2 separate regions of the Homo sapiens genome follow, and region 2 is linked to region 1. Evidence: read pairs that join two places in POLR2A ChIA-PET (ENCODE). Cell type or tissue: GM12878. All regions are shown on one strand.

What was found. Peaks named below come from ENCODE experiments on the same cell type or tissue, not always from the same donor. Only the 100,000 strongest peaks of a DNase experiment are listed, where the experiment ranks them.
Region 2: POLR2A ChIA-PET joins it to region 1 with 7 read pairs; 2 of 35 experiments call an interaction of 5 or more read pairs at or near these places.

Annotation. Positions count from the first base shown.
Region 1 is chr12:76,151,234-76,153,733 of GRCh38, reverse strand. No RefSeq gene overlaps it. Among named protein-coding and RNA genes, the nearest start is that of NAP1L1, 68 kb to the right of the region's middle. In GM12878, no CTCF peak of the experiment used is centred here; a DNase peak (open chromatin) is centred at 1,353.
Region 2 is chr12:76,635,701-76,638,200 of GRCh38, reverse strand. LOC105369851 (a long non-coding RNA gene) reads left to right here. Exons shown (of 2, transcript XR_945115.3): 2 at 1,552-2,082. Among named protein-coding and RNA genes, the nearest start is that of OSBPL8, 77 kb to the right of the region's middle. RefSeq lists an enhancer at 835-2,034. In GM12878, no CTCF peak of the experiment used is centred here; no DNase peak of the experiment used is centred here.

The DNA.
Region 1 (2,500 bases):
CATGCTGAAAGATGAAAGGAGAAAGTATGAAGTGTCCCTGCCAGCCAGCTCCTAACCAACAACCTGCCAACGGCCGGACATGTGAGCAAGGCCATCCTAGACCATCCAGCTTCCAGTCAAATCTCCAGCTGACCACAGACAATATAAGCAAGCCCAGCAAAGAACAGGAAAGCAAACCTAGAGAAAAGCTACACAACCAGCCTGCAGAATTATGAGTGAAATAAGTACTTGCTGTTTTAACCAGCTAAATTTGTTATGCAGCAATAGCTAGCTGATATTGCACTCAGTAAATAATTATTAATTCAGATTTCTCAGAATGAGTATGAAAATGAAAAAGTAATTATGTATATTTAGAACAAAGCAAAGAGAAATCTGCTAAATAGAATAGAAACTGGCAGACATAAGGCTGATTTTTCTTCTTGAATTAAAATAAATAAATAAATAAATGAAGCAATAGAGGCCAGGTGCAGTGGCTCATGCCTGTAATCCCAGCACTTTGGGAGGCCAAGGCGGGCACATCACCTGAGGTCGGGAGTTGGAGACCAGCCTGACCAACATGGAGAAACCCCATCTCTAATGAAAATATACAATTAGCCGGGCATGGTGGTGCATGCCTGTAATCCTAGCTACTCGGGAGGCTGAGGCAGGAGAATTGCTTGAACCCGGGAGGCGGAGGTTGAGGTGAGCCAAGACCATGCCATTGCACTCCAGCCTGGGCAACAAGAGGGAAACTCCGTCTAAAAAAAAAAAAAAACCAATAGAAACAAATTTGTAACTCAACTTTTATTTATTTATTTTTTGAGACAGGATCTCACTCTGCAGTGGTGTGAGCATGGCTCACTGCAGCTTCAACCTCCTGGGCTCAAGCAATCCTCCCACCTCAGCCTCCTGAGTAGCTAAGACTACAGGTAAGTGCCACCATGCTCAGCTAATTTTTTAATTTTTGTTGTTGTTGTTTCAGAGACAAGTTTTCACTATGTTGCCCAGGCTGGTCTCTAACTCCTGGACTCAAGCAATCCTCCCACCTCAGCCTCCCAAAGGGCTGGGATTACAGGCATGAGCCACCACACCTGGCCTGTAACTCAACTTTTGATTCACCTGCCACTCTGACCAGTTCTATGAATCTGCTGAGTTCATTCTGGGCCTCATTCAAAATAATACTGACTCCTTGCCGCATTGAAGTGTGGGGAGGACTAATAAACCTTTCTTTCTTGTTCAAAAAGAATCCTGGGATCCTTGAATGAGGTAGGAAAGACAGAGCATTATTGCTGACACAGAAGCACGTCAATGGTTTCTGCATTGATATGTAGCAACAGAGAAGCCTCTTTAGGAAAGGGATGGGCTGGTTCCGCAGCCAGGGATAGAAACTAGAGAAAGCAGTAGGTGGGTACAGGAAGTGCAGGGAGGCATATGAGTATGTGAATTTCAGACATGTTCCTATTTTTAGTGTTGGCTAGGCAGTATCTGTATTTTTGTCTGTTCAAACAGCATACCTTCTCAGGAAGGAGGATAAAAACATCGGTATATATAGGGAAGATAAAAACATAGGTTTAGCATTTGCAGCACAAATTGCAAACTTTTTAAAGATTTAACTTTTCCAGCAGCTTGTCTGCTAATACTTAATAGCCAAAGTATAGAATATAATAGTTTTGCTGAGACTAAAATATTTTACTGATTTGAAAAGACTTTCAAAGTCAGAAAAGCTTATAAAATAAATAAAATCTGTTTGTACATTTTAATAACTCAAGACTATGGTTTTTAGGGAAAAAAATTACTTTTTTCACCCAAAATCAAATTTCAGTGTTAAATGTCCCTCTATACAGTCTGCACCAATAAGTCCCAAACTCTGATTACTAGCGTTCCTAAGGCACTTTTCAAAAATTTCTCTAGCGACCTCAGCCTCACTTATGGATATTCTGACCAAGTGGAACATAGGACTCTATTTTCTTTCTTCCTTTTTTTCTTTTCTTTTTTTTTTTTGAGACAGAGTTTCGCTCTTGTTGCCCAAGCTGGAGTGCAGTGGTGCAATCTCGGCTCACTGCAACCTCCAACCTCCCTCTGCCTCCCAGGTTCAAGCGATTCTCCTGCCTCAGCCTCCTGAGTAGCTGGGATTATAGGTGCCCGCCACCATGCCTGGCTAATTTTTTTTTTTTTAATTTTAATAGAGACAGGGTTTCACCATATTGGTCAGGCTGGTTTCGAACACCTGCCTCGGCCTCCCAAAGTGCTAGGATTACAGGGGTGTGCCACCGCACCCATCCAGGTCTCTATTTTCAAAAAGGTGACTCTGTTGATGAGCCAATTTTGGAAATCATTATCAGTAAAACGCTGTCCATGAACATAATTAATCTGATTGTCTTTTCTGTAGTCATAATAGAGATTCATTTCAAAACATTTCTTTTTTACAACCTTACACAAATGCCTACTCACTGTTAGCAACTGGACTATTTCTGAAACAAATATAGCAGTCTTTGATGAAAAATAAAAATGAGTACCTGTT
Region 2 (2,500 bases), 480 kb before region 1:
ATAGGAAGCAACAGTGAAAATAAATTTGAGAACACGTGTACTTATACCATGCTGATCCAAACATCTCTGCTTGATTGAAATGTCTAGGGCACATTGGGATATAAATAATGCTAGCAAGCCACTACTTTGTGTGGTTAAAACAAGAGGATCAGAATATGATTTCATGAATCACATGGGTTATTGACATACAAACAGATTTTTTTTACAATGCTTAAAGAGGGGGAGAATAATGACAACAAATCTCACAGGAATGCACTCCATAAATGAAGTACATTAGTCACATAGTGAACGAGTTCTGATTTTCTTTAGAATCCAATTATTAGAATTTAGTTACTTAGGGGCTGGGTGCAGTGGCTTATGCCTGTAACCCCAGTATTTTGGGAGGCCAAGGCGGGTGGATCACCTGAGGTCAGGAGTTCGAGACCAGCATGACCAATATGGTGAAACCCCACCTCTACTAAAAATACGAAAAAATCAGCTGGGCTTGGTGGCTTGTGCCTGTAGTCCCAGCTGCTCGGGAGGCTGAAACAGGAAAATTGCTTGAACCCAGGAGGTGGAGGTGGCAGTGAGCCAAGATCATGCCACTGCACTCCAGCCTGGGCAACAGAGCAGGACTGCGTCTCAAAAAAAAAAAAAAAAAAAAAAAAAGGAATATAATTACTTAGGATGGAAGCAGGCCTCTGCGGATGTAAAGGATGTAAAGTCTAATAGAAGTTTGAGGTATACCTTTACAGGGGAGGCTTTCAGAAGAGATGATTTGACCAACATGGCGGAAATCCGTGGTGACACACAAGGCCCCTCACTGCTAGTGAGTGATGCTGGTGTTGGTGGGGAGGTTGGCAGAGAGTAGCTCTGGCACCCATCACCTAAGCTCTCAATCTTTCTGTCAAAATCTTGGGTTCGGCTGGGCGTGGTGGCTCATGCCTGCAATCCCAGCACTTTGGGAGGCCAAGGTGGGCAAGTCGCTTGAGCCCAGGAGTTTGACACCAGCCTGGCAAACATGGTGAAACCTCGTCTCTACAAAAAAATACAAAATTTAGCCAGGCGTGGCAGCATGTGCCTATAGTCCAAGCTACCTGGGAGGCTGAAGGGGGAGGATTACGTAAGCCCAAGAGGTAGAGGCTGCAGTGAGCCATGATCGTGCCACTCTGCTCCAGCCTGGGCAACAGAATGAGACCCTATGTCAAAAAAAATTGTTCTTAATTAAAATTCTTGGGTTTATATGTATTTTGGAGTCCAGTAGTTGAGGCCAATAACTCATATATCTAGTCTGATAAGGTATTGAAACCGTCCCTGTAAACTTTATAAATTAATCATGGAAGAAGTGAGAGGAAGAAACAAAAATATACCAAGCTTGCAGCACATGCAGCATTAATCGCTAGGTCAGCCTGCTCTCTGACCCACTCCCTCATAGTTGTTTTGTGCCTCTTGCCTTAGAATCACATAGACCCTGTTACAAGATTATAGTTCCCCTTAACTGCTCTATAGAGAACAATTTAAACATTATAAAATGTTAAGTTTTCCATTTGAGGTTTTCATTTGCTCTTTCAGGTTTTGTATACCAGTGAAACTACTGACATCACCTGGTCTGAAGGACCCCATGAAGAGATGACTCACCAAAGAATGCAGTTTCCACATCCTGATGATTTCATCCCCATTACCTGACAAAACAATGACCCCAATTTCCCAGCCCCTCACCCTCCATGACCCCCTGAAAAACGTCAGCTAGAAACTTCTCGGAGAGATGGATTTAAGGGTCTCCTCCCATCCCCTTGCTTGGTGCCCTGTGATCATTACACTCTTTCTCTGCTGCAAACCCTGCTATCTCTGTACCTGTCTGTCACTGCACAGCAGGCATATGAATCTGTTGGTCCTATAACATCGCAACGTAACATTCCCATGTGGAGGGGGATTACACTCCATGTTCTTATCACAGCAAAACATATGTCACACGTAGCAATCTATGTAAGTGTTTGGAATCATTTCAGAGCTACATAACAGGCACCATTGTGAAATGCAGGAAACTCTGAATTTCCAGTTTTGAAAAAATTGTATTGGAGCTCTGTCTCTGCTACCCACTAACTGTGATTTTGGTTCCTTAATATCTCTGAACCTTGCTTTTCCTCTGTAAAAAGGTGATAACAACACCAACCTCATGGGATTACTGTCTGGATTAAATGACATAATGTACAAAAGCACTGTAAATATCTCTGAATACATAGGCACATATTTGAAAGTTGTTCCTTAAATGTGAAATTTTAAAACCAGGAAGCTAATTATAGATAAAATATTGAAAGAAAAGTTATAAAGGAACATTTAAAAACTAAAATTTCATTAGAAAGATACATTTTAGCTTAAGGTATATTTGAAGATAAATATTACCATCACTGGGTGCCAGCATACTTATAACAATCTTACATTTTTCACCTTACAGTTTTTTAATTTAATTATAAAAGTAACACATACTTGTCATAGGAAATTAGGAAAATACAGAAACATG